Linked DNA regions of Mus musculus: region 1 is linked to region 2. The links are chromatin loops, found by intact Hi-C in ENCODE. Cell type or tissue: left cerebral cortex. All regions are shown on one strand. Links, peaks and the distances in the headings refer to the core of each region. The heading gives the core; the rest is flanking DNA.

The links. Peaks named below come from ENCODE experiments on the same cell type or tissue, not always from the same donor. Only the 100,000 strongest peaks of a DNase experiment are listed, where the experiment ranks them.
Region 1: it touches region 2 in a loop (11-fold over the local background); 5 of 42 quality-filtered maps call a loop at or near these places.

What each region holds. Positions count from the first base shown.
Region 1 is chr5:109,026,657-109,042,022 of GRCm38, forward strand. No RefSeq gene overlaps it. Among named protein-coding and RNA genes, the nearest start is that of Vmn2r11, 25 kb to the right of the region's middle. In left cerebral cortex, for the core only: no CTCF peak of the experiment used is centred there; a DNase peak (open chromatin) is centred at 7,130.
Region 2 is chr5:108,830,128-108,845,493 of GRCm38, forward strand. It overlaps Vmn2r9 (vomeronasal 2, receptor 9), which reads right to left. Exons shown (of 6, transcript NM_001104621.1): 5 at 14,877-15,000; 6 at 12,820-13,727. The coding sequence ends at 12,820. Among named protein-coding and RNA genes, the nearest start is that of Vmn2r9, 15 kb to the right of the region's middle. In left cerebral cortex, for the core only: a CTCF peak has its summit at 6,212 (motif pointing right); no DNase peak of the experiment used is centred there.

The sequences.
Region 1 (15,366 bases), core at 2,376-10,375, 200 kb after region 2:
AAAATATCCAGGAAATCCAGGACACAATGAGAAGACCAAACCTAGGGATAATAGGAGTGGATGAGAATGAAGATTTTCAACTCAAAGGACCAGCAAACATCTTCAACAAAATTATTGAAGAAAACTTCCCAAATATAAAGAAAGAGATACCTATGAACATACAAGAAGCCTACAGAACTCCAAATAGACTGGACCAGAAAAGAAATTCCTCCCGACACATAATAATCAGAACAACAAATGCACTAAATAAAGATAGAATACTAAAAGCAGTAAGGGAAAAAGGTCAAGTAACATACAAAGGCAAGCCTATCAGAATTACACCAGATTTTTCACCAGAGACTATGAAAGCCAGAAGAGCCTGGACAGATGTTATACAGACACTAAGAGAACACAAATTCCAGCCCAGGCTACTATACCCAGCAAAACTCTCAATTACCATAGATGGAGAAACCAAAGTATTCCACGACAAAACCAAATTCACACATTATCTCTCCACGAATCCAGCCCTTCAAAGGTTAATAACAGAAAAAAACCAATACAAGAATGGGAACAACGCCCTAGAAAAAACAAGAAGGTAATCCCTCAACAAACCTAAAAGAAGACAGCCACAAGAACAGAATGCCAACTTTAACAACAAAAATAACAGGAAGCAACAATTACTTTTCCTTAATATCTCTTAACATCAATGGTCTCAACTCCCCAATAAAAAGACATAGACTAACAAACTGGCTACACAAACAAGACCCCACATTTTGCTGTTTACAGGAGACACATCTCAGAGAAAAAGATAGACACTACCTCAGAATGAAAGGCTGGAAAACAATTTTCCAAGCAAATGGTATGAAGAAACAAGCTGGAGTAGCCATCCTAATATCTGATAAGATTGACTTCCAACCCAAAGTCATCAAAAAACACAAGGAGGGGCACTTCGTTCTCATCACAGGTAAAATCCTCCAAGAGGAACTCTCAATTCTGAATATCTATGCTCCAAATACAAGGGCAGCCACATTCATTAAAGAAACTTTAGTAAAGCTCAAAGCACACATTGCACCTCACACAATAATAGTGGGAGACTTCAACACACCACTTTCACCAATGGACAGATCAAGGAAACAGAAACTAAACAGGGACACACTGAAACTAACAGAAGTGATGAAACAAATGGATCTGACAGATATCTACAGAACATTTTATCCTAAAACAAAAGGATATACCTTCTTCTCAGCACCTCATGGTACCTTCTCCAAAATTGACCACATAATAGGTCACAAAACAGGCCTCAACAGATTCAAAAATATTGAAATTGTCCCATGTATCCTATCAGATCACCATGCACTAAGGCTGATCTTCAATAACAACAAAAAAAAAAAAACAGAAAGCCAACACTCACGTGGAAACTGAACAACACTCTTCTCAATGATACCTTGGTCAAGGAAGGAATAAAGAAAGAAATTAAAGACTTTTTAGAGTTTAATGAAAATGAAGCCACAACGTACCCAAACCTTTGGGACACAATGAAAGCATTTCTAAGAGGGAAACTCATAGCTCTGAGTGCCTCCAAGAAGAAACGGGAGAGAGCACATACTAGCAGCTTGACAACACATCTAAAAGCTCTAGAAGAAAAGGAAGAAAATTCACCCAAAAGGAGTAGACGGCAGGAAATAATCAAACTCAGGGGTGAAATCAACCAAGTGGAAACAAGAAGAACTATTCAAAGAATTAACCAAACGAGGAGTTGGTTCTTTGAGAAAATCAACAAGATAGATAAACCCTTAGCTAGACTCACTAAAGGGCACAGGGACAAAATCCTAATTAACAAAATCAGAACTGAAAAGGGAGACATAACAACAGATCCTGAAGAAATCCAAAACACCATCAGATCCTTCTACAAAAGGCTATACTCAACAAAACTGGAAAACCTGGACGAAATGGACAAATTTCTGGACAGATACCAGGTACCAAAGTTGAATCAGGATCAAGTTGACCTTCTAAACAGTCCCATATCCCCTAAAGAAATAGAAGCAGTTATAAATAGTCTCCCAGCCAAAAAAAGCCCAGGACCAGACAGGTTTAGTGCAGAGTTCTATCAGACCTTCAAAGAAGATCCAATTCCAGTTCTACACAAAATTTTTCACAAGATAGAAGTAGAAGGTACTCTACCCAACTCATTTTATGAAGCCACTATTACTCTGATACCTAAACCACAGAAAGATCCAACAAAGATAGAGAACTTCAGACCAATTTCTCTTATGAATATTGATGCAAAAATCCTCAATAATATTCTCGCTAACCGAATCCAAGAACGCATTAAAGCAATCATCCATCCTGACCAAGTAGGTTTTATTCCAGGGATGCAGGGATGGTTTAATATACGAAAATCCATCAATGTAATCCATTATATAAACAAACTCAAAGACAAAAACCACATGATCATCTCCTTAGATGCAGAAAAAGCATTTGACAAGATCCAACACCCATTCATGATAAAAGTTCTGGAAAGATCAGGAATTCAAGGCCCATACCTAAACATGATAAAAGCAATCTACAGCAAACCAATAGCCAACATCAAAGTAAATGGAGAGAAGCTGGAAGCAATCCCACTAAAATCAGGGACTAGACAAGGCTGCCCACTTTCTCCCTACCTCTTCAACATAGTACTTGAAGTATTAGCCAGAGCAATTCGACAACAAAAGGAGATCAAGGGGATACAAATTGGAAAGGAGGAAGTCAAAATATCACTTTTTGCAGATGATATGATAGTATATATAAGTGACCCAAAAATTCCATCAGAGAACTCCTAAACCTGATAAACAGCTTCGGTGAAGTAGCTGGATATAAAATTAACTCAAACAAGTCAATGGCCTTTCTCTACACAAAGAATAAACAGGCTGAGAAAGAAATTAGGGAAACAACACCCTTCTCAATAGTCACAAATAATATAAAATATCTCGGCGTGACTCTAACTAAGGAAGTGAAAGATCTGTATGATAAAAACTTCAAGTCTCTGAAGAAAGAAATTAAAGAAGATCTCAGAAGATGGAAAGATCTCCCAAGCTCATGGATTGGCAGGATCAACATTGTAAAAATGGCTATCTTGCCAAAAGCAATCTACAGATTCAATGCAATCCCCATCAAAATTCCAAATCAACTCTTCAACGAATTAGAAGGAGCAATTTGCAAATTCATCTGGAATAACAAAAAACCTAGGATAGCAAAAACTCTTCTCAAGGATAAAAGAACCTCTGGTGGAATCACCATGCCTGACCTAAAGCTTTACTACAGAGCAATTTTGGTAAAAAACTGCATGGTACTGGTATAGAGACAGACAAGTAGACCAATGGAATAGAATTGAAGACCCAGAAATGAACCCACACACCTATGGTCACTTGATCTTCGACAAGGGAGCTAAAACCATCCAGTGGAAGAAAGACAGCATTTTCAACAATTGGTGCTGGCACAACTGGTTGTTATCATGTAGAAGAATGGGAATCGATCCATACTTATCTCCTTGTACTAAGGTCAAATCTAAATGGATCAAAGAACTTCACATAAAACCAGAGACACTCAAACTTATAGAGGAGAAAGTGGGGAAAAGCCTTGAAGATATGGGCACAGGAGAAAAATTCCTGAACAGAACAGCAATGGCTTGTGCTGTAAGATCGAGAATTGACAAATGGGACCTAATGAAACTCCAAAGTTTCTGCAAGGCAAAAGACACCGTCAATAAGACAAAAAGACCACCAACAGATTGGGAAAGGATCTTTACCTATCCTAAATCAGATAGGGGACTAATATCCAACATATATAAAGAACTCAAGAAGGTGGACTTCAGAAAAGCAAATAACCCCATTAAAAAATGGGGCTCAGAACTGAACAAAGATTTCTCATCTGAGGAATACCGAATGGCAGAGAAGCACCTGGAAAAATGTTCAACATCCTTAATCATCAGGGAAATGCAAATCAAAACAACCCTGAGATTCCACCTCACACCAGTCAGAACGGCTAAGATAAAAAATTCAGGTGACAGCAGATGCTGGGGTGGATGTGGAGAAAGAGGAACACTCCTCCATTGTTGGTGGGATTGCAGGCTTGTACAACCACTCTGGAAATCCGTCTGGCGGTTCCTCAGAAAATTGGACATAGTACTACCGGAGGATCCAGCAATACCTCTTCTGGGCATATATCCAGAAGATGCCTCAACTGGTATGAAAGACACATGCTCCACTATGTTCATAGCAGCCTTATTTATAATAGCCAGAAGCTGGAAAGAACCCAGATGCCCCTCAACAGAGGAATGGATACAGAAAATATGATACATCTACACAATGGAATACTACTCAGCTATTAAAAAGAATGAATTTATGAAATTCCTAGCCAAATGGATGGACCTGGAGGGCATCATCTTGAGTGAGGTTACACATTCACAAAGGAACTCACACAATATTTACTCACTGATAAGTGGATATTAGCCCAAAACCTAGGATACCCAAGATATAAGATACAATTTCCTAAACACATGAAACTCAAGAAAAATTAAGACTGAAGTGTGGACACTATGCCCCTCCTTAGAAGTGGGAACAAAACACCCTTGGAAGGAGTTACAGAGACAAAGTTTGGAGCTGAGGTGAAAGGATGGACCATGTAGAGACTGCCATATCCAGGGATCCACCCCATAATCAGCATCCAAACGCTGACACCATTGCATACACTAGCAAGATTTTATCGAAAGGACCCAGATGTAGCTGTCTCTTGTGAGACTATGCCGGGGCCTAGCAAACACAGAAGTGGATGCTCACAGTCAGCTATTGGATGGATCACAGGGCTCCCAATGGAGGAGCTAGAGAAAGTACCCAAGGAGCTAAAGGGATCTGCAATCCTATAGGTGGATCAACATTATGAACTAACCAGTACCCCTGAGCTCTTGACTCTAGCTGCATATGTATCAAAAGATGGCGTAGTCGGCCATCACTGGAAAGAGAGGCCCATTGGACACGCAAACTTTATATGCCCCAGAACAGGGGAACGCCAGGGCCAAAAAGGGGGAGTGTGCGGGTAGGGGAGTGGGGGTGAGTTGGTATGGGGGACTTTTGGTATAGCATTGGAAATGTAAATGAACTAAATACCTAATTAAAAAAATTAAAAAAAAAAAACAAGTTTGATGCTCGATCCATACTACCTCATGTAGAGTCTGTCCGACAATTCCCGCCAACTCCTTTTCCACCTGCAACCAGAGATCTGTTCCACGCAGACAGGGACTAAAGAGGGTCTGAGGCATAGAAGGACTGCAGTACCAACAGTTTCCTGACATGTGTGAACCACTGTGTGATACAACAGCAGAACACATTATTTTTCAAGTACATTGGAACATTGGGTAATTTAGGTAGTAGGTCCCAAAGGGTGACAAAGTACTTCTGCTGAGGTAGTTGAAGGCTCCTGGAAAAAAACAAACTCATTTATTGAATAAGGACAATAACTTTCCAAATGCATGACCACTAGAAATTTGTTGTGTTTTGCAATCTAAGAAACAACTGGTTCTTGATACATCTTTCATGCTGAGGTTTTCCCAGTGCCATGATGTGTAAGGACTAAGGGTTAACTTTTTTTTTTCTACAACCAAATCCTGCCCCCTTGAAGATTTCTGGGGTGGTTAGTGTGCCACCGCTCTGTCAGTGGCCACAACTTATTTTTGTAGAACTTTAAAATTTTCATTTTAACAACAGCTCTCATAGAACTGCTCTTGTCAGTATGTTTGCTTTTGTGCTTGCCTTTTGGTGACAAAATTTGCATTGATCTATATCTTTGAGGCGCCATAAAGCAAGAGAAATTTTATTCCTCTTTTTGCCTAGATACAGTATAATAAGCCTAAAATACTGCTGAGCTACATGGTTGAGGTTCACTAAAGTGTACGCTAAATTTGGGATCTTGAGTTGACAAATGGCAGTGTGATCCTCATTTTAAAATTCCAGCATTACAGTAATGTTGCATTACCAGAAGTGGAGGGCAGTTTCTTTTTGCCTTTGTTCAGATTCCTCTATCCCTAACTATATGCCACTCCACTCCATACCTCAGGCAAGCAGGAAAAAAGATGAGAGGTGTCATGCTATGTTTGGCCAGCAGATGTCAGAAGGGAAGCATTGGTTATGGGAGGAGTAAACTTGGGAGAGGGATCAATCCAGACTGAGCAAACAACTCCTGGGACAGAGGTTTCCACACACTTTCACCTGTGAGACAAGGTGCTTTGCCACTATTCTCACAGCATGGCAAGAGCTTCTGTACACATGGAGTAAAAGAAACACTTTTCCATAGCTCTTACACTTTTTTTCTGGTCTTTCCTTTTGTGTTTGAAGGCTATTCTACTTTTGTAATACAGCCTCTTTACTCATCTCTTCTTGCTGTTTTCTATGGAATCCACTCCATGTGTTACTAGTTTCAGATATTGTGCTTCCAGTTTTGTATGCATATTTGTTTTATAAAGATTCCAATAGTCAAAAAATTTAATTTTATCCATGCATTTACCTATCTTATATTTTGAATATTAAATGTTCCTGTGAAGAAAGGCATCAAAGGTTCTATGTAGGGCCCTCTTTCAGTTCTCTGGGTTATAAAGTTAGAAGTGGAATTTCTGGTCAGTGGTTAACCCAAGTTCCTAAGTCCCCCAAGATTTCAGGATGGGTGTCAGTGTATCTGAGTTTGCTTCTCAGTGTCTGCCCTTCTGTCTGGGAGCCTTTCCTCAGCAAATCACTGATATTTGAATCCTTGAATCAGGCTTTGCTCCAGAGAGCTCCAAATACAGGGCACTGCTGGGTGCAAAGACATCTTCAGTAGAGTCTGGAATGAGGTCTGTCCTACTGGAGTTTTAGCAATATTTATTTAATATGCCACTTTACTCTTGTTTCATGGTCTGTAATAAGATTTGTACTTAAAAGCCATACTGTACTTATGCAGACAGATCAGATACTATCAGAACCCCTTTCAAAGGAAGGCAATACTCATGTGTTCTCCATGCCCTGCAGTATTTTTTCTTTAGTTATCTGTTTTTATGAATGATCACCAGTCTTCCCAACACGTCTTCTTGTCTCCCAGGGTTTCCTTGTTACAAGGGACTACCTGCCTCATTTTTAGAAAATGAAAGGAAGGATAAAAAGCAAAGTAGGCGAGAGAGAAGTCTCTGTGGATACGAGCTCTTGCCTTTTTAGAGTAATGGAGATTACTGCCCAGCACCTACATCAAGAGGCTTTCAGCTGCCTGTAATTGCTGCTTCTCATGATCTGATACCTTCTTCTGGCCACAGCAAGGAGCCACAGCTATCCGTGCATACTGCTCCCTCCAATATATACAGAGAAACAAACCCAAACCAGTTGAATAAACAGACAAACAAACAAACAAACAAACAAACAAACAAACCCGCCTTTTTATTTTAAAGAGGAAAAGAAATGAGAAAAGACCTCCAAGAAACTCACTAGGCCAGAGGAATACCCTGTCCTCCCTATCTACCATTAAAGATGTCTTCAGTTTCTTTCTTCATAGAACTATCTTTAGTTTATTGTTAAGGAGCACTGTTAAGTAAAACTAAGGGAAACAACTTGGAATACACAGAATGTATCATAAGGGTTTCCAGGCAAGGCTTTCCTATGCTGAGCTTGCTGTAGTTCCTTTAGTTGTCAAGTCCTGTATTGTCCCTCTCTCCACTTCCAGCGTAGGCCTGTGCTCCTCAAACATCTTTCCATTCCTTAAGGGATTAGAACTGAAGGCATGCCTCCTTGTCCATCACACTTAGAGCAGAAACTCAGAAGCCATGTTTGTAGCATTAGAGACAAAGTTCACAAGGTGGGAGCCAAACTTGACAAAACACCTGCAGCAAGTCAGGGACACACCAGGTACTTTTCTGTCCAGGGACACTTTGTCCCCTGATAACTGAAATGGCTCAGAGTCACCAGCTATTAGACAGTCAAAGTGACTTAAAGTATTTTCTCTGTCTGTAAAGTCATAGATTTTGCAGTATCTTTCTGGTCTGTGTTTAGCCTTAATGAGAAAAACATCTTTTGATGCCTGGCTCTGAGGTCATCTCCTAAACTTTCTGAATGGGTGCATTTCCATGAGACTACAAGTGTGAAGATATGGAAGGAGGCACAGCACACAGCTCCTATATGCTCTTGCTGTATCTATGGGACCTTGTTCAAGTTTTCACAGATTCCAGGTCATTTTAGATGCCCATTTGCGTTTTAGGATTAACTTCAACATTAGGATGGGAGTATATTTTGATAATCACTTCTTTCCATGGTGTATTTAATACTGCCTTCATGATCATTTATACAATATGGAAAGCTCAGGAGCTAAAGCAAATAGAACTAAAGCCAGACTTGGTTTTGAACAGAATTTAAAGGAGCTCATAGTATTTTATAATGAAAAATTAGCATACAATAAAATCTTATCATTAAGGGGATTTTAAAGAATAAATGTTAAGAATTATATTAGTACATTATCTGGAATATCCATAAATGCAGTGGTGATTAAAGAGGAGGCTCTGGTGTTGGTCCTTTAGCACTGGGATTGTGGTGCCCTGGGTGTGGCTTCCCACATCACTCTCCTCTGAACACAGGAAGATCTTTCAGTTTCATCAGTTCCCACACCTTTTTTCATAGTGCATCTATTACTTTTGTCTTTGCATGTGGGCTTCAGGTATAGGAATGCTCACCTGCTTGGTCCCTCCATGTCTCTCACAGTCTTTTCTGGTCTTTCATTACTTCTTCTGTCGAGGTCTCCTCTACTTTGGTAACCCAGTTTGCTTCACTTACTTCTTCAATTCTGTTCAATTCATTCCATGAGTTCCTAGTTTTAGATATTTATTTTCTGATTTTTATGTGTACATTTATATATGTGTGCTTTTTAAAGATTCCAATAGTTAAAATCCCCATTATTTTCATTTGTTTCTCTATTTTCTTTCAAAAATTAAAATTATTTAAGTGCCTTTCTGAACTGTTTGTGGATGTCTTTCTATTGCCTGTTTTTTTGGGTTTTAGTAATTTGATATTTTCCAAAACATGCCACCTGATATATTTAAAAATTTCCTATATTGAAGTTGAGTTTTAGAAACTGAACTTAAGAGCCTGTGAAGATGGCTCAGTGGTTAAGAGTAATGACTCCTCTTACAGAGGTCCTGAGTTCAGTTTCCAGCAACCACACGATGGTTCAGAACCATCTGTAATGGGATCTGATGCGGTATTGAGTTGTGTCTGAAGACAGGGACAGTATACTCACACATATAAAATAAATAAACATTAAATAAATAAAACACTATTAAGATATAGAAAAGGAAGTCAGTGTGCATAGCTTTGTGGTATGACACTTGCAGGCACCATCATTGGGAAATGAGAGGTTTGAAGGTAATGGAGGTGAGTTCAGCTAGAGCTTGAGAAGAGCTGTGGGACCTCTACTCATACATCTGTAAGAGCACTGTGCAGTCATAATAAGCTTTCTTCTTTCACAACTCTAGTGTCCCAGTGGTTTTTCAGTTCCATGCCACCAATATACAGGTCATATGTTTCTCCTATTTCTCTATTGCTCCTTGACTTGTAAGTTTGAAAATTCAAGAGTTACCAGGAAAATCCTCATCTGTACTAGGATTTACCCAGATATCCAGGTACTCACTGAGGACACACTGAGCAGACACTGGTGTCTCCTGTGCGCTAGGCCCATATCCTCATAATCCAAAGGAGTATGTTCAGTTTTATCATCTCCATTTTTTTTATGATTTTAATTTTTTAAAAAATATTTTTTATTAGATATTTTCTCATTTACATTTCCAATGCTATCCCAAAAGTCCCACATACCCTCCCCGCAACTCCCTTACCCACCCACTCCCACTTTTTGGACCTGGCATTCCCCTGTACTGGGCATATAAAGTTTGCATGTACAATGTGCCTCTCTTTCCAGTGATGACCTACTAGGCTATCTTTTGATACATATGCAGCTCGAGTCAAGAGCTCCGGGGTACTGGTTAGTTCATAATGTTGTTCTACCTATAGAGTTGCAGATCCCTTTAGCTCCTTGGGTACTTTCTCTTGCTCCTCCATTGGGGGCCCGGTGATCCATCCAATAGCTGACTGTGAGCATCCACTTCTGTGTTTGCTAGGCCCCGGCATAGTCTCACAAGAGACAGCTATATTAGGGTCCTTTCAATAAAATCTTGCTAGTGTATGCAATGGTGTCAGCGTTTGGAAGCTGATTATGGGGTGGATCCCTGGATGTGGCAATCACTAGATGGTCCATCCTTTTGTCTCAGCTCAAAACTTTGTCTCTGTAACTCCTGCCATGGGTGTTTTGTTCCCAATTCTAAGAAGGGGCAAAGTGTCCACACTTTGGTCTTCGTCCTTGAGTTTCATGTTTTGCAAATTGAAACTTATATCTTGGGTATTCTAAGTTTCTGGGCTAATATCCACTTATCAGTGAGTACATATCATTTGAGTTCTTTTGTGATTGGGTTACCTTACTCAGGATAATGCCCTCTAGGTCCAACCATTTGCCTACAAATTTCATAAATTCATTCTTTTTAATAGCTGAGTAGTACTCCATTGTGTAAATGTATCACATTTTTGTATCCATTTCTCTGTTGAGGGGCATCTGGGTTCTTTCCAGCTTCTGGCTAATATAAATAAGGCTGCTATGAACATAGTGGAACATGGGTCTCTCTTACTAGTTGGAACATCTTCTGGATATATGACCAGGAGAGGTATTGCAGGATCCTCCAGTAGTACTATGTCCAATTTTCTGAGGAACAACCAGACTGATTTCCAAAGTTATTGTAAAAGCTTGCAATCTCACCAACAATGGAGGAGTGTTCCTCTTTCTCCACATACTCACCAACATCTGCTGTCACCTGAATTTTTGATCTTAGCTATTCTGACTGGTGTGAAAGGGAATTTCAGGGTTGTTTTGATTTGGATTTCCCTGATGATTAAGGATGCTGAACATTTTTTCAGGTGTTTCTCAGCCATTCGGTATTCCTCAGGTGAGAATTCTTTGTTTAGCTCTGAGCCCCATTTTTTGATGGGGTTATTTGTTTTTCTGGAGTCTTGAGTTCTTTATATATAATGGATATTATTCCCCTATCTGATTTAGGATAGGTAAAGATCCTTTCCCAATCTGTTGGTGGCATTTTTGTCTTATTGAAGGTGTCTTTTGCCTTACAGAAGCTTTGCAGTTTCAACAGGTCCCATTTGTCAATTCTCGATATTACAGCACAAGCCATTGCTGTTATATTCAGAGATTTTTCCCCTGTGCCCATATCTTCGAGGATTTTCCCCACTTTCTCCTCTATAAGTTTCATTGTCTCTGGTTTTATGTGGAGCACCTTGATCTACTTAGATTTGACCTTAGTACAAGGAGATAGGAATGGATCAAATTGCATTCTTCTACATGATAACCACCAGTTGTGCCAGCACCATTTTCAGAAAATGCTGTCTTTTCTCCACTGGATGGTTTTTAGCTCCCTTGTTGAAGATCAAGTTACCATAGGTGTGTGGGCTCATTTCTGGGTCTTCAATTCTACTTCATTGGTCTACTTGTCTGTAGCTATACCAGTACCATGCAGTTTTTGTTTTTTGTTTTTATCACAATTGCTCTGTAGTAAAGCTTTAGGTCAGGCATGGTGATTCCACCAGAGGTTCTTTTATCCTTGAGAAGAGTTTTTGCTATCCTAGGTTTTTTGTTCTTCCAGATGAATTTGCAGATTGCTCTTTCTAATTCGTTGAAGAATTGAGTTGGAATTTTGATGGGGATTGCATTAAATCTGTAGATTGCTTTTGTCAAGATAGCCATCTTTACAATGTTGATCCTGCCAATCCAGGAGCATGGGAGATCTTTCCATCTTCTGAGATCTTCTTTAATTTCTTTCTTCAGAGACTTGAAGTTCTTACCATACAGATCTTTCACTTCCTTAGTTAGAGTCACGCCAAGGTATTTTATATTATTTGTGACTATTGAGAAGTGTGTTGTTTCCCTAATTTCTTTTTCAGCCTGTTTATTCTTTGTGTAGAGAAAGGCCATTGACTTGTTTGAGTCAATTTTATATCCAGCTACTTCACTAAAGCTGTTTATCAGGTTTAGGTGTTTTATGGTGGAATTTTTAGGATCACTTATATATACTATCCTATCATCTGCAAAAAGTGTTATTTTGACTTCTTCTTTTCCAATTTGTATTCCCTTGGTCTCCTTTTGTTGTCGAATTGCTCTGGCTAGGACTTCAAGTACAATGTTGAATAGGTAGGGAGAAATTGGCAGACTTGTCTAGACCCTGATTTTAGTGGTTTTGCTTCCAGCTTCTCACCATTTACTTTGGTGTTGGCTACTGGTTTGCTGTAGATTGCTTTTATCTTGGTTAGGTATGGGCCTTGAATTCCTGATGTTTCTAAGACTTTTACCATGAATGGGTGTTGGATTTTGTCAAATGCTTTCTCCCCGTCTAAGGAGATGATCATGTGTTTTTTGTATTTGAGTTTGTTTATATAATGGATTACATTGATGGATTTCTGTATATTAAACCTTCCCTGTATCCCTGGAATAAAACCTACTTGGTCAGGATGGATGATTTTTTTAATGTGTTCTTGGGTTCGGTTAGCGAGAATTTTACTATTTTTGCATCGATATTCATAAGGGAAATTGGTCTGAAGAACTCTATCTTTGTTGGATCTTTCGGTGGTTTAGGTATCAGAGTAATTGTGGCTTCATAGAATAAGTTGGGTAGAGTACCTTCTGTTTCTATTTTGTTGAATAGTTTGTGAAGAACTGGGATTAGATCTTCTTTGAAGGTGTGATAGAACTCTACACTAACCCATCTGGTCCTGGGCTTTTTTTGGTGGGGAGACTGTTAAAGGTTGCCTCTATTTCTTTAGGGGATATGGGACTTTTTAGATCGTTAACTTGATCCTGATTTAAATTTGGTACCTGGTATCTGTCAAGAAATTTGTCCATTTCGTCCAGGTTTTCCAGTTTTGTTGAGTATAGCCTTTTGTAGCAGGATCTAATGGTGTTTGGATTTCTTCTTTTTTTTTTTTTTTGGTTTTTCGAGACAGGGTTTCTCTGTATAGCCCTGGCATCCTGGAACTCACTTTGTAGACCAGGCTGGCTTCGAACTCAGAAATCTGCCTGCTTCTGCCTCCCAACTACTGGGACTAAAGGCATGCACCACTACTGCTGGGCTTTCTTCGGGATCTGTTGTTATGTCTCCCTTTTCATTTCTAATTTTGTTAATTAGGATGCTATCCCTGTGCCCTCTCGTGACTCTGGGTAGGGTTTATCTATCTTGTTCATTTTCTCAAAGAACTGGTTCCTCATTTGGTTGATTCTTTGCATAGTTCTTGTTTCCACTTGGTTGATTTCGCCCCTGAGTTTGATTATTTCCTACCATCTACTCCTTTTGGGTGAATTTGTTTCCTTTTGTTCTAGAGCTTTTAGGTGTGTTGTCAATCTGTTAGTGTGTGTTCTCTCTAGTTTCTTTTTGGAGGCACTCAGAGCTATGTGTTTTCCTCTTAGAAATGCTTTCATAGTGTCCCATAAGTTTGGGTATGTTGTGGCTTCATTTTCATTAAACTAAAAAGTCTTTAATTTCTTTCTTTATTCCTTCCTTAAGCAAGGTATCATTGAGAAGAGTGTTGTTCATTTTCCACGTGAATGTTGGCTTTCCATTATTTATGTTGTTATTGAAGATCAGCCTTAGTCCATGGTGGTCTCATAGGATGCATGGGACCATTTCAATATTTTTGTATCTGTTGAGGCCTGTTTTGTGACCAATTATATGGTCAATTTTGGAGAAAGTACCATGAGGTGCTGAGAAGAAGGTATATCCTTTTGTTTTAGGATAAAATGTTCTGTAGATATCTGTCAGGTCCATTTGTTTCATAACTTCTCTTAGTTTCACTGTGTCCCTGTTTAGTTTCTGTTTCCATGATCTGTCCATTTATGAAGGTGGTGTGTTGAAGTCTCCCACTATTATTGTGTGAGGTGCAATGTGTGCTTTGAGCTTTACTAATGTGTCTTTAATGAATATGGCTGCCCTTGCATTTGGAGCATAGATAATCAGGATTGAGAGTTCCTCTTGGAGGAGGTTACCTTTGATGAGTATGAAGTGTCACTCTTTTTTGATAACCTTGGGTTGGAAGTCGATTTTATTCGATATTAGAATGGCTACTCCAGCTTGTTTCTTCATACCTTTTGCTTGGAAAATTGTTTTCCAGCCTTTCATTCTGAGGTAGTGTCTGTCTTTTTCCCTTATATGGGTTTCCTGTAAGCAGCAGAATGTTGGGTCCTGTTTGTATGGCCAGTCTGATAGTTTATGTCTTTTTATTGGGGAATTGAGTCCATTGTTATTAAGAGGTAATAAGGAAAAGTAATTGTTGCTTCCTATTATTTTTGTTGTTAGAGTTGGCATTCTGTTCTTGTGGCTGTCTTCTTTTAGGTTTGTTGAGGGATTACTTTCTTGCTCTTTCTAGGGCATGGTTTCCGTCCTTGTATTGTTTTTTTTTTCTGTTATTATCCTTTGAAGGGCTGTATTCATGGAAAGATAATGTGTGAAATTGGTTTTGTCGTGGAATGCTTTGGTTTCTTCTTCTATGGTAATTGAGAGTTTGGCTGGGTATAGTAGCCTGGGCTGGCATTTGTGTTCTCTTAGTGTCTGTATAACATCTGTCCAGAATATTCTGGCTTTCATAATCTCTGCTGAAATGTCTGGTGTAATTCTGATAGGTCTGCCTTTATATGTTACTTGACTTTTTTCCGTACTGCTTTTAATATTCTATCTTTATTTAGTGCATTTGATGTTCTGATTATTATGTGTCGGGTGAAATTTCTTTTCTTGTCCAGTCTATTTGGAGTTCTGTAGGCTTCTTGTATGTTCATGGGCATCTCTTTCATTAGGTTTGGGAAATTTTCTTCTATAATTTTGTTGAAGATATTTGCTGGCCCTTTAAGTTGTTATCTTCATTCTCATCTACTCCTATTATCCGTAGGTTTGGTCTTCTCATTGTGTCCTAGATTTCCTGGATGTTTTGAGTTAGGATCTTTTTGCTATTTGTATTTTCTTTGATTGTTGTGCTGATGTTCTCTATGGAATCTTCTTCACCTGACTTTCTCTCTTCCATCCCCTGTATCTATTGCTGATGCTCACATCAATGGTTCCAGATTTCTTTCCTAGGTTTTGTATCTCCAGTGTTGCCTCACTTTGGGTTTTTATTGTGTCTACTTCCCTTTTAGGTCTTGGATGGTTTTATTCAATTCCATCACCTGTTTGGTCGTGTTTTCGTGCAATTCTTTAAAGGATTTTGGTGCTTCCTTTTTAAGGTCTTCTACCTGTTCACAGTGTTCTCCTGTATT
Region 2 (15,366 bases), core at 3,033-11,032:
AACATTTTTTCAGGTGCTTCTCAGCCATTCGGAAGTTGATTTTATTCGCTATTAGAATGGCTACTCCAGCTTTTTTCTTTGGACAATTTGCTTGGAAAATTGTTTTTCAGCCTTTTACCCTGAGGTAGTGTCTGTCTTTTTCCCTTAGGTGGGTTTCCTGTAAGCAACAAAATGTTGGGTCCTATTTGTGTAGCCAGTCTGTTATTCTATGTCTCTTTATTGGGTAATTGAGTTCATTGATATTAAGAGATATTAAGGGAAAGTAATTGTTGCTTTCTGTTATTTTTGTTGTTAAAGTTGGGATTCTGTTCTTGAGGCTGTCTTCATTTAGGTTTGCTGAAGGATTACTTTTTTGCTTTTTCTAGGGCATAGGTTCTGTCCTGTTGTTGGTATTTTCCCATTATTATCTTCTGAACAATGGAAAGATACTGTGTGAATTTTGTTTTGTCATGGAATACTTTGGTTTCTCCATCTATGGTAATTGAGAGTTTTACTGGGTATAGTAGTTTAGGCTGGCATTTGTGTTCTCTTAGTGTCTGTATAACATCTGTCCAGGATCGTCTGGCTTTCATAGTCTCTGGTGAGAAGTCTGGAGTCATTCTAATATGTCTGCCTTTATATGTTACTTGATATTTTCCCCTTACTGCTTTTAATATTCTATCTTTATTTAGTGCATTTGTTGTTCTGATTATTATGTGTCAGGAGGAATTTCTTTTCTGTTCCAGTCTATTTGGAGTTCTGTATGCTTCTTGTATGTTCATGGTCATCTCTTTCTTTATTTTATGGAAGTTTTCTTCTTTAATTTTGTTGAAGATATTTACTGGCCCTTTAGGTTAAAAATCTTCATTCTCATCTATATCTATTATCTGTAGGTTTGGTCTTCTCATTGTGTCCTGGACTTCCTGGATGTTTTGGTTTAGGATCTTGTTGCATTTTCCGTTTTCTTTGATTGTTATGTCCATGTTCTCTATGGAATCTTCTGCACCTGAGAGTCTCTCTTCCATCTCTTGTATTCTGTTGCTGATGCTTGCATCTAAGGTCCCTGGTTTCTTTCCTAGTGTTTCTATCTCCAGAGTTGTCTCCCTTTGGGTTTTCACCATTGTTCCTACTTCCATTTTTAGCTCTTGGAAAGTTTTGTTCAATTCCATCACCTGTTTCATTGTGTTTTCCTGTAATTGTTTAAGGTATTTTTGTGTTTCCTCTTTAAGTTCTTCTACCTCTTTAGCAGTGTTTTCCTGTAATTCCTTGAGGGATTTTTGTGCTTCCTCTTTAAGAGCTTCTACCTGTTTAGCAGTGTTCTCCTGTATTTCTTTAAGTGAGTTATTACTGCCCTTATTAAATTCCTCTACCAGTATCCTGAGATATGATTTAAATCCGAATCTTGTTTTTCAGGTGTGTTGGGGTATCCAGGACTGGCTGAGGTGGGAGTGCTGGGTTATGATGATGGTGAGCTATCTTGGTTTCTGTTAGTAAGATTCTTTCATTTGCCTTTTACCATCTGGTAATGTCTGGTGTGATATGTTCTAACTGTGTCTGGCTGGAGTTTGTTCCTCCTGTGATTCTTCAGCCTCTCAGCATTCCTGGGAGACCAACTCTCTCTTGTGTCCCAGTGGTCAGAACACTCTCTGCAGGGAAGCTCTCCTCTTTCAGGGAAGGTGCACAGAAGTCAGGAGCTCAGATCCACATCCTGATTCCTGGGGTCTGAGCCCTCCCTGGAGGCTGACTCTCCTCTGGCAGGGAAGGTGTCCAGGGGTCTGGGTCTCAGCTCTGTCTACTGGCTGAGGATGAAGGCCTGAAGGGACCTTGTCCAATAAGCTCTGTTGCTTCTGCTGCCCATATGCTCTCCTGTGTAGACTGGTCTCAGTGATCCCAATATTCTGGGGGTGCTAGGTCCTGGCTTTGTCCTGTGACCCTGTTGCTGCTAGCACAAGACCCTCTGGGCTTTTTTGAACCGCTGTTGTGTTCCACTCACAAGTGATCTCAAGATCCCGGGTGTCCTAGAGTGACTGCAGCTTGGAGAGCCTCTGGGGACCTTGGGGCCCTCCACTGAGATTGTGCAGAAGATGGGGTGAGGCGTGTGTTTCTCTCTCTCTTTTTCTCACTTTCTTTCTCTCTCTCTTTCTTTCTTTCTTTCTTTCTTTCTTTCTTTCTTTCTTTCTTTCTTTCTAGTTTTTTTTCTTTTTTTTATATAATATTTTTTTTATTACGTATTTTCCTCATTTACATTTCCAAATGCTGTCCCAAAAGTCCCCCCATACCCCCCCCCCCACTCTCCTACCCACCCACTCTCACTTTTTGGCCCTGATGTTCCCCGGTACTGGGGCATATAAAGTTTGCAAGTCCAATGGGCCTCTCTTTCCAGTGATGGCCGACTAGGCCATCTTTTGATACATATGTAGCTAGAGTCAAGAGCTCCGGGGTACTGGTTAATTCATAATGTTGTTGCACCTACAGGGTTGCAGATCTCTTTAGCTCCTTGGATACTTTCTCTAGCTCCTCCATTGGGGGCCCTGTTATCCATCGAATAGCTGACTGTGAGCATCCACTTATGTGTTTGCTAGGCCCCGGCCTAGTCTTACAAGAGACAGTTATCTCTGGGTCCTTTCAGCAAAATCTAGCTAGTGTATGCAATGGTGTCAGCGTTTGAAGCTGATTATGGGGTGGATCCCTAGATAAGGCAGTCTCTAGATGGTCTATCCTTTTGTCGCAGCTCCAAACTTTGTCTCTGTAACTCCTTCCATGGGTGTTTTGTTCCCAATTCTAAGAAGGGGCACAGTGTCCACACTTTGGTCTTCATTTTTTTAGAGTTTCATGCATTTGGCAAATTGTATCTTATATCTTGGGTATCCTAAGTTTTGGGCTAATATCCACTTATCAATGAGTACATATTGTGTGAGTTCCTTTGTGATTGGGTTACCTCGCTCAGGATGATGCCCTCCAGGTCCATCCATTTGGCTAGGAATTTCATAAATTCATTCTTTTTAATAGCTGAGTAGTACTCCATTGTGTAAATGTACCACATTTTCTGGATCCATTCCTCTGTTGAGGGGCATCTGGGTTCTTTCCAGCTTCTGGCTATTATAAATAAAGCTGCTATGAACATAGTGGGGCATGTGTCCTTCATACCGGTTGGGACATCTGGATATATGCCCAGAAGAGGTATTGCTGGATCCTCCGGTAGTACTATGTCCAATTTTCTAAGGAACCACCAGACTGATTTCCAGAGTGGTTGTACAAGCTTGCAATCCCACCAACAATGGAGGAGTGTTCCTCTTTCTCCACATCCTTGCCAGCATCTGCTGTAACCTGGATTTTTGATTTTAGCCATTCTGACTGGTGTGAGATGGAATCTCAGGGTTGTTTTGATTTGCATTTCCCTGATAATTAAGGATGTTGAACATTTTTTCTGGTGCTTCTCTGCCATTCGGTATTCCTCAGGTCAGAATTTTTTGTTCAATTCTGAGCCCCATTTTTTAATGGGGTTATTTGATTTTCTGGAGTCCACCCTCTTCAGTATTTTATATATAATGGATATTAGTCCCCTATCTGATTTAGAATAGGTAAGGATCCTTTCCCAATCTGTTGGTGGTCTTTTTGTCTTATTGACAGTATCTTTTGCCTTGCAGAAGCTTTGCAGTTTCATTAGGTCCCATTTGTCAATCCTCGATCTTACAGCACAAGCCATTGCTGTTCTATTCAGGAATTTTTCCCCTATGCCCATATCTTTAAGGCTTTTCCCCACTTTCTCCTCTATAAGTTTCAGTGTCTCTGGTTTTATGTGAAGATCCTTGATCCACTTAGATTTGACCTTAGTACAAGGAGATAGAAATGGATCGATTCTCATTCTTCTACATGATAACAACCAGTTGTGCCAGCACCATTTGTTGAAAATGCTGTCTTTCTTCCACTGGATGGTTTTAGCTCCCTTGTCGAAGATCAAGTGGCCATAGGTGTGTGGGTTCATTTCTGGGTCTTCAATTCTATTCCATTGGTCTACTTGTCTGTCACTATACCAGTAACATGCAGTTTTGATCACAATTGCTCTGTAGTAAAGCTTTAGGTCAGGCATGGTGATTCCACCAGAGGTTCTTTTATCCTTGAGAAAAGTTTTTGCTATCCTAGGTTTTTTGTTATTCCAGATGAATTTGCAGATTGCTCTTTCTAATTCGTTGAAGAATTGAGTTGGAATTTTGATGGGGATTGCATTGAATCTGTAGATTGCTTTTGGCAAGATAACCATTTTTACCATGTTGATCCTGCCAATCCATGAGCATGGGAGATCTTTCCATCTTCTGAGATCTTCTTTAATTTCTTTCTTCAGAGACTTGAAATTCTTATCATACAGATCTTTCAATTCCTTAGTTAGAGTCACGCCAAGATATTTTATATTATTTGAGACTATTGAGAAGGGTGTTGTTTCCCTAATTTCTTTCTCAGCCTGTTTATTCTTTGTGTAGAGAAAGGCCATTGAATTCTTTGAGTTAATTTTATATCCAGCTACTTCACCGAAGCTGTTTATCAGTTTTAGGAGTTCTCTGGTGGAATTTTTAGGGTCACTTATATATACTATCATATCATCCGCAAAAAGTGATATTTTGACTTCCTCTTTTCCAATTTGTATGCCCTTGATCTCCTTTTGTTTTCGAATGGCTCTGGCTAGGACTTCAAGTACTATGTTGAATAGGTAGGGAGAGAGTGGACAGCCTTGTCTAGTCCCTGATTTTAGTGAGATTGCTTCAAGATTCTCACCATTTACTTTGATGTTGGCTACTGGTTTGCTGTAGGTTGCTTTTATCATGGTTAGGTATGGGCCTTGAATTTCTGATCTTTCCAAGACTTTTATCATGAATGGGTGTTGGATCTTGTCAAATGCTTTTTCCGCATCTAACGAGATGATCATGTGGTTTTTGTCTTTGAGTTTGTTTATATAAAGGATTATGTTGATGGATTATAATCATTATAATCATTACAATCATTGATGGATTATTTCATTATAACTTATAATGAAAACCATTATAGATAAATGGAATAAAATATAAAACATCCAAACAAACCACAGGTAGATAGGAGATGGAAACTAAAAGACAAAAAAACAAAAAAACAAAAAAAAAACAGGAAACTAATGAAGAGTCAGGCATAAATTTGCTATTAATAAGTATATGGTATGTAATATAGTCTAAACAAGGATTAGACAAAGACTGTAGGAATGGACTTTAAAAACCCAATTATAATGCAGTCAAGGAGAAAATAATCTTGAGCATAATGTTCCTGGTAAGTTAAGAAATAAAAGATAGGTCATTCTGGCATGTTTTAATAAAGGCTTGACTAGCTCAGATAAAGTGGATAAAATCAACAAGGATATAGAAACACTGCAGCATTAACCGTTTGCTGATATGTGTGGACCGCTGTGAGATACAACAGCAGAACACATTATTTTTCAAGTACATTGGAACATTAGACAATTTAGGTAGTAGCTCCCTAAGGGCGACAAAGCACTTCTGCTGAGGTATTTGAAGGCTCCTGGACAAAACAAACTCATTTATTGAACGAGGACAATAACTTTCCAAATACATGACCACTAGAAATTTGTTGTGTGTTTGCCATTCTCAGGAACAACTGGTTCTTGCTGCATCTTTCATGCTGAGGTTCTCCCAGGGCCTTGCTGTGTAAGGAATAAGGGTTAAATTTTTTTCTACCACCAAACCCTGCCCCCTTGAGGCTTGCTGGGATGTTTAGAGTGCCACTGCTCTGTCAGTGGCTACAACTTATTTTTGTAGATCTTTAAAATTTTCATTTTAACAACGGCTCAGATAGAACTGCTCTTGTCAGTATGTTTGCTTTTGTGCATGCATTTTAGTAACAAAATTTGCATTGATCTACGCCCTTTGAGGTGCCATAGAACAAGAGACATTTTATTCCTCTTTTTGCCTAGAGCCAATATAATAAGCCTAAAATACTGCTGAGCTACATGGTTGAGGTTAACTAAAGTGCACGCTAAATTCGCTATTTTAGTTGACAAATGCCAGTGTGATCCTCATTTTAAAATCCCAGCATTACAGTAATGTTGCATTACCAGAAGTGGAGGGCAGTTTCTTCTTGCCTTTGTTCAGATTCCTTTATCCCTAACTATATGCCACTCCACTCAATGCCTCAGGCAAGCAGGAAAAAAGAAGGGAGCTGTCATGCTCTGTTTGGCCAGCAGATGTCAGAAGGGAAACATTGGTTATGGGAGGAGTAAATTTGGGGGAGGGGTCAGTCTAGACTGAGCAAACAACTCCTGGGACAGAGGTTTCCACACACTTTCACCTGTGGGACAAGGTGCTTTGCCACAATTCTTTCAGCATGGCAAGAGCTCCCGTACACATGGAGTAAAAGAAACACTTTTCCATAGCTCTTACACCTTTTTTCTGATCTCACATTCCTTTTGTGTGTGAGGGCTATTCTACTTTCGTAATACAGTCTCTTTTACTAATCTCTTCTTGTTGTTTTCTATGGAATCAATTCCATGTGTTACTAGTTTCAGATATTGTGCTTCCAGTTTCGTATGCATATTTGTTTTTTAAAGATTCCAATAGACAAAAATTTTAATTTTGTCCATGCATTTACCTATCTTATATTTTGAATATTAAATGTTCCTGTGAAGAAAGGCATCAAAGGTTCTATGTACAGCCCTCTTTCAGTTCTCTGGGTTATAAAGTTAGAAGTGGTCATTGGTTCACCCAAGTTCCTATGTCCCCCAAGATTTCAGGATGGGTGTCAGTGTATCTGAGTTTGCTTCTCAGTGTCTGCCTTTCTGTCTGGGAGCCTGTCCTCAGCAAATCACTGATATTTGAATCCTTGAATCAGGCTTCTGGCCCAGAGAGCTCTAAATCCAGGGCATTGCTGGGTGCAGAAAGATCTGCAGTAGAGTCTGGAATGAGGCCTGTCCTACTGGAGTTTTAGCAATATTTATTTAATATGCCACTTTTCTCTTGTTTCATGGTCTATAATAAGATTTGTACTTAAAAGCCATGCTGTACTTATGCAGACAGATCAGATGCTATCAGAACCCCTTTCAAAGGAAGGCAGTACTCATGTGTTCTCCATGCCTTGCAGTATTTTTTCTTTAGTTATCTGTTTTTATGAATGATCACCAGTCTTCCCAACAAGTCTTCTTGTCTCCCAGAATTTCCTTGTTACAAGGGACTACCAGCCTCATTTTTAGAAAATGAAAGGAAGAATGAAAAGCAAAGTAGGCAAGAGAGAAGTCTCTGTGGATATGAGCTCTTGCCTTTTTAGAGTAATGGAGATTACTGCCCAGCACCTACATCAAGAGGCTTTCGGCTGCCTGTAATTGCTGCTTCTCATGATCTGATACCTTCTCTGGCCACAGCAGGGAGCCACAGCTATGCGTGTATACTGCTCCCTCCAATATATACAGAGAAACAAAACCAAACCAGTTGAATAAACAGACAAACAAACAAACAAACAAACAACCCTTTTTATTTCAAAGAGGAAAAAGAAATGAGAAAAGATCTCCAAGGAACTCACTAGGCCAGAGGAATACCCTGTCCTCCCTATGTACCATTAAAGATGTCTTCAGTTTCTTCCCACACAGAACTACCTCTAATTTATTGTTAAGGAGCACTGTTAAGTAAAACTAAGGGAAACAACTTGGAATACACAGAATGTATCATAGGAGTCTCCAGGCAAGGCTTTCCTATGCTGAGCTTGCTGTAGTTCCTTTAGTTGTCAAGTCCTGTATTGTCCCTCTCTCCACTTCCAGCATAGGCCTGTGCTCCTCAAACACCTTTCCATTCCTTAAGGGATTAGAGCTGAAGGCACGCCTCCTTGTCCATCACACTTAGAGCAGGAACTCAGGAGCCATGTTTGTTACATTAGAGACAAAGTCAGGAAGTGGGAACCAACCTTGACAAAACACCTGCAGCAAGTCAGTGACATACCAGGTGCTTTTTTTGTCCAGGGACACTTTGTCCCCTGATAACTGAAATGGCTCAGATTCACCAGCTATTAGACAGTTGAAGTGACTTTAAAGTATTTTCTCTGTCTGTAAAGTGGTAGATTTTGCAGTATCTTTGTGGTCTGTGTTTAGCCTTAATGAGAAAAACATCCTTCGATGCCTGGCTCTGAGGTCATCTCCTCAACTTTCTGAATGGATACATTTTTATGAGTCTACCAGTGATAAGATATGGAAGGAGACACAGCACACAGTTCATATGTGCTCTTGTTGTATCTATGGGACCTTGGACATAATCAAGTTTTCACAGATTCCAGGTCATTTTAGGTCCATTTGCATTTTAGGATTAACTTCAACATTAGGATGGGAGTATATTTTGATAATCACTTTTTTCCATGGTGTGTTTAATACTGCCTTCATGATCATATATACACTATGGAAAGCTCAGGAACTAAAGCAAATAGAACTAAAGTCAGACTTGGTGTTGAACAGAATTTAAAGGAGTGCATAGCATTTTATAATGAAAAATTAGCATACAATAAAATCTTATCATTAAGGGGATTTTAAAGAATAAATGTTAAGAATTATATTAGTATATTATCTGGAATATCCAGAAATGCAGTGGTGATTAAAGAGGAGGCTCTGCTGTTGGTCCTTTAGCACTGGGATTGTGGTGCCCTGGGCGTGGCTTCCCACATCACTCTCCTCTGAACACAGGAAGATCTTTCAGTTTCATCAGTTTCCACACCTTTTTTCATAGTGCATCTATTACTTTTGTCTTTGCATGTGGGCTTCAGGTATAGGAATGCTCACCTGCTTGGTCCCTCCATGTCTCTCACAGTCTTTTCTAGTCTTTCATTACTTCTTCTGTCGAGGTCTCCTCTACTTTGGTAACCCAGTTTCCTTCACTTACTTTTTCAATTCTGTTCAATTCATTCCATGAGTTCCTAGTTTCATATTTTTTAGTTTTTGATTGTTATGTGTACATTTGTGTATGTGTGATTTTAATGATTCCAATAGTTAAAATCCCCATTATTTTCATTTGTTTCTCTATTTTCTTTCAAAAATTAAAATTATTTATATTCCTTTCTGAATTGTTTGCGGATGTCTTTCTATTGCCTGTTCTTGTTTGGGGTTTTAGTATTTTGATATTTTTCAAAACATGCCACCTGACATATTTAAAAATTTCCTATATTGAATTTGAGTTTTAGAAACTGAACTTAAGAGCCTGTGAAGATGGCTCAGCTGTTAAGAGTACTGACTCCTCTTCCAGAGGTCCTGAGTTCAGTTCCTAGCAACCACACGATGGTTAACAACCATCTGTAATGGGATCTGATGCTCTATTCAGGTGTGTGTGAACAGTGACAGTGTACTCACATATACAATATAAATAAATATCAAATAAATAAACACTATTAAGATATAGAAACTGAAGTTAGTCTGCATTGCTTCGTAGTGTGATGCCTGCAGGCACAATCCTTGGGAAATGAGAGTTTTGATGGTAATTGAGGTGAGTTCAGCTAGAGCTTGAGAAGAGCTGTGGGACCTCTACTCATGCATCTGTAAGAGCACTGTGCAGTCATAATAAGCTTTCTTCTTTCACAACTCTAGTGTCCCAGTGGTTTTTCAGCTCCATGCCACCAATATACAGATCATATGTCTCTCCTATTTTTCTATTGCTCCTTGACTTGTAAGTTTGAAAATTCAAGAGTAACCAGGAAAATCCTCATCTGTACTAGGATTTACCCAGGTATCCAGGTACTCACTGAGGACACACTGAGCAGACACTGGTGTCTCCTGTGTGCTAGGTCCATATCCTCATAATCCAAAGGAGTGTGTTCTGTTATATCATCTCCATTGTTTTCAGAAGCAGAGCAACAAAGGTAGAGCTAGAAGGCTTGTGTGAGGTATCAGGGCTCAGATCTTAATTCAGGATGTTTTTCAACACTACAGACTCCAAAACAACTTCCTCCCTCAGTGACTGACAGCACAGAGGGCTGCAGTACTACTCAGTTTCTTACTCTTCTACATATAGATTCTATAATTTAACTTTCCATTTTGCTTACTGCAAACTCTTCCTTACATGCTTGTTTAATTTCTTTAAAATTTTCAAACCAGATTATTATTCTTGAAATTAGAACACCGAATAATAGTCAAATGAACAGAAATGATTCGATATTAATCAATGAAAGACATAATTAGTATTAGTGATGAATCATGATACATTTAGCTTCTAATTTTTCTTTGCATTAAAATTAGAAAATTTGATATTGATTCTGATGTTAGAAAAATTGTAGGACTTTGAATATGATGGTGAAATTACTGAGTGCTTACATCTTTCTCAGAAGATGGGTGAAGCTCACCTATGTAGCAATGTGTTTCTATCCTGGAGCATAAAGAAATCGATGTGGTGACAGTGTGGTGAACATAGACAAGTTCTGTAGGTAGGACACCCTCATGGTCCTCACTCCCCACAGATTCATTGAGTTTAGGAAATTTGATGTATTTAGACTCAGGCTGTGTGTCCTGATTTATTAGAGTTGTCAGAAATCTTCACACAGGGTCTGCACAGTTAATTTGCTAGGTGACCTCAGAGATTTTCTACTTGAGGAAATATGACAGCCCTAAAACAAATCAAGGTTATATTCTGAGGTGTCAAACAGGCTCCCTGTTCTATAAATTATAAATTGCAACCTCAAGGAAAATTTCATGTGAGTTTTACTTAACATAAAACATATCAGAGAAAAAGTTATTTAGCATTATAATCACTGCTGAATAATGCAGACCTCTGGAGATTAGCATTACAACATAAAACGACATTGTTCCTCAAAAATGTCAGTAGAAAAATCTGTCTTACCCACCTGTTATCAATGTGTCACTTGGAATGTCTTCAATTATACATTTCTCCTCTCGTTCTCCAGCATGGAAATAAAAAGCAGCTGAAAGTTAAAAGCTAAAACATAAAAGAATTGTCTGAATTTGCATCTCCACATCATTAGCTACCCCGAGGTCTCTTCCTTGAAATGGAGCAGTTAAAGGTGACTGTTTCCTAGGTGTTTGCACTTCCCTGATGTTTTCTAAAATTGATTTTTGTGAGAATTGACATTTGATGCCTACACCCAGTCAGATAAGTGCAGCAAACTCCTATGAACCAGATTAAAACAAAACAAAACAAAACAAAAAAAAACAAAACAAAAAGAATCCACTTAGATTTTGGAGTATTTCCTGTGATAATGAAGAGTTCATTTTGATCTTGTTTTTAAAGATGTTGTGATAGAGTGATAGTTATTGCATGCGCATTCAGGTGGAGGAAACAATTCAATGTATTCTCTTAGAAAATATTCCCTCATCCAAGGCTCAGGGAATAGTAAAGAAGATGGTGGGAAAGATCTTGTGAGTCAAAGAATGAGGAAACTGGTTGTGAATATAAATATTCTAGAAAGAGCATAGGTAGACCATGACGTTTTACCAATATGACACACAAAATATGATCTGAAGAAGGATTACTGCACTGTGCATGGCAGCATGGAAGGAAGAAAGCTTGAAAAGCTTCTACCCTACACAACCGTTTACAGAAGACTGTAAATCTCCTGTAAAGAATGGAAGATGAGTTATAACCAGGGAAGGAAACAAATATTGGCCAGTTCGTACCAAATAATGAGCCATCAGAACATAAATACATGCAATTTTACATGGTCTCTACAGTTTATATTTTAAAATGTATATGTATATACAAATATATATATATATGCGCTCAGTAAGCATTAATGAAATAAGATGCCATGCACATTTTAGGAGTGTATGGAGGGGTACAAGTGGTGTTCTGGACATAGGAAATATAAAGACAAAACAATTAAATTACACCATCAAAATAAACTACAAAATAACAGTTAAAAATAAAAGCAACAAACAATACTTTGAGAGAAAATGACACTGACTTTCAACAACTGATGTTCAGAAATTATAATGTGTATGTGTTTGTATGTGTGTCTGTGTGTGTGTAATATTAAACCAAGTAATCCTTAGTTACTACTATATTCATAACATTTATGATGTCGTTCATCTAGAGTGATTTATATATTCACAGACTACTCTGACCTTATTGTGATAAAGGTCGTGTGTGACTTTTTTCTACTACCGATTTTTATCCCTGAATGAAACACATTCATTTTGTAAGGAAATGGTGTGTTTTCGTATAAAGTTCAAGAGCCTTATACAGTAGGCACAGTTTGAAGCCCATAATCTTTTTCATATACTGTACTTTTCTTAGTATGTTATCTGCTATTCTGAATATTTTCACAGTACATTATAAAGCTATTATGAAATCTAGGGCTTCTGTGATGGCCATCAACAACATGCAACACTGTAACTACGCTCCACACTCTACTAACATTCAATCTTCTTTCTATTTTCAAAACCGTGCCTTCTATTGCAACAGTAATCTGTGATATTCCAAATCCCAACCAAAGCTGTTTAATAGTTTGCTGATGTCTTAGATTCTGTTGCTGTATCAAAACACAATGGTGAAAAGACCCATGTGAGAAGAGCCTTATTCCCCTATGTACCATATTCACAGTTAACTGAATGAAGTCAAGACAAGAACTTGGATGCAGACAGTCAATGAGAGCACATGGAATAATGCTGATTACTGGCTTCATTCTAGTCTGTGCTCTTTATAGTCTTCTTTCTTATAACTCCCATAACAATTTGCCTCTATAATTGGCATTATATTAGGCAGTGCTGTGCTGCCCTACATTATAAGTACTAACATGGTATTTTACTTAAAATTTTTGTATGGTTTAGTAGTACTTTTGTTAAGACAAAGCAAAAGTATCATCTAACACTTTAAAATTACTGAAGATTCAAGAAGGCAATTTATCTTTGTACTTCTGCAGAAAATTTGAATCTAGTCTAACTAAGATAGCACAACATTTTGGAAGAAAGATGCACCCTAGCAAGCCTGCACTAGAAGCCAAGATAGAGAAAACCTCCACAACCACCATGACTGTTCCCCTGGTGCTGTGGTAGACAGGGAGGAAGGTGATCCAGACACTGCAGAACACCAGCATGCTGAAGGTTAGGAATTTGGCTTCATTGAATCTGTCAGGAAGGTTCCTAGCTAAGAAAGCCACTGTGAAGCTCCCCAGAGCCAAGGAACCCAAGTATCCCAGAACAAAGTGGAAGGCAATGACTGAGCCTTTGTTGCAAATAATGATGGTCTTTCCATATTCAGATTGTGTATCTCTGTCAATAAAGGGAGGAGATGTTACCAACCAGATTCCACAGAAAACAAGTTGGATTAAGGTACAAATGGGAATGACCAAGTTAGGTGCCCCTGATGCCAGCATCCCTCTCATCCTTCTCCCTGGAGTAGTGAGCTTGAAAGCCATGAGCACAGTTATTGTTTTAGCCAACACTGTAGAAATAGCCACTGTGAAAAATACTCCAAATGTGGTCTGCTGCAGGATACAGGTGGCCTGGTTGGGATGTCCAATGAAGAGCAATGAGCAGAGAAAACAGAAGACTAGAGAGATGAGCAGGATGTAGCTGAGAATGCGGTTATTGGCCTTCACAATGGGAGTATCCTTGTACTTCACAAAAGTGACTAGTACTAGACTTGTGAGGGCAGAGAGGAACAGGGCTATGCATCCTAGAGACATCCCCAATGGATCTTCATAAGCCAGGAATGACACAGCTCTTTGGAGGCAGTGGGTTTTCTCTAAGTTGGCATATTTATCACCTGTACAACTCACACACTGTTCCATATCTGCTGGCAAAGAACAACAAATCCTTATAAGATATCCTAATTATGTAGTTAATAATTGTGTATTTGTGTTATTCAGTGGTTATATCCACAAATATTTTGGCGTTGGACATCTATTCCATACCTTTTTGCTGTAGGGACAACTAACTTAAGATTTCTCTCTATTCACCTATGCTTTGTGATGGAACAAAACACCATCATGGGGAATGGAACAGCAAAATTATTTATTAAACAAAAATAATGAAAAATGATGAATATTAATAGGTATAATTCCAGATTATTTAATTCCTCAAGCTATAAATTCACTACTCACTGACAAGGGTAGTGTGGAGAAATAATTTTGATGCCAGGTGATGAAATACATTATGGACTTTGTTTTCTTTGAGAGTTGTGTTCTTGTCTGTATCTACACATAGGCACCAAAACATACAATTTTTCATGCAAATATTTACATAAAGGAATATTTTCATTCTTGAAGCTGTATGCCTCATAGGCCTATGCATGTCTCTCTCATTGTGGGAAGATCTCTTTCTTCCCAACTGTACATTCCAAACTGTAGTGCACGAAGGTTATGGATATTCACATTTATCCCTCTTTCCTTAGCTAGGCTGTGATAGCTGATAAACACTCTCCCATCTCTGTTGCAGCCTTGAAATCTTCACTCTTGTTCTAATTCTTTGACAGGAAGTACTTAATCTTTTAAGCCATCTAAGCTCTTAAAATATATTTCACTAAACAACTGTTATGTTGAGCATCTGTTCTTTTTCAGTAACTAATCTGGGTGATGGAGGGAAAGATTGTGGACTGGTCATGTAGTCCAGTTTCTGTGTACAAAGAATCATAGAAGAATAAATATATGCATAGATTATGTATAAAATTTTTGTTTAAAATTAGTTACACATGTATGTCCCCCTAACCTTTTTCCGTATAATATAAAATCAGTAACTATATTATTGTGAAAGAAATGTGGTTTGTAGAAGATATTGCAAGTTATTTGCTGTGTATAAAAGACGTAGACATTATTTAACTGATTAAGTTCTGAAACGTGGATATTTTAGTTGTACAGTTTTCATCTAGGCCAAATCATATCATATTTCTAGTATAGAAAGAGAAGGCAGTTGAACATCAATTTTTCCTCTGCATGCAACCATGTACCTGTTTCATTGGAAACTTCATTTTCTGGGCACCGATCACAATCAAAGCAGCAGTCTGCTGTTTCATTCTGATGAATTTTCCTGAATCCAGCAGTACACGTCACACTACACATGGACGAGGGAACCTGAGCCAATACATAAATATTTTATCATATGTATGTGTGTAGTTCATGTATACATTGTACTTATAATGACCCATAGATTGATAATGAGACCTTAACAGATATGGCTATAAATATTCCTCTGGTGACCAGTATTACTTAACAATTTCTGGCACGTTATTTTTTGTATTACCCTGCAATGTACTGAATGTCATACAATATTTACTACTTTATGTAATATTTTATATGTAACATTCAGGTTGTAGTAATTTAAAAATTTTCCTTCTAAAACTAATCAATCCAAAAGTAATGTTATGTGGCATCATTTTCTCTCTCATGATTTGTAAAAAAAAAAAAAAAAAGAAGAAGGACACACAGTTGTATGGAGAG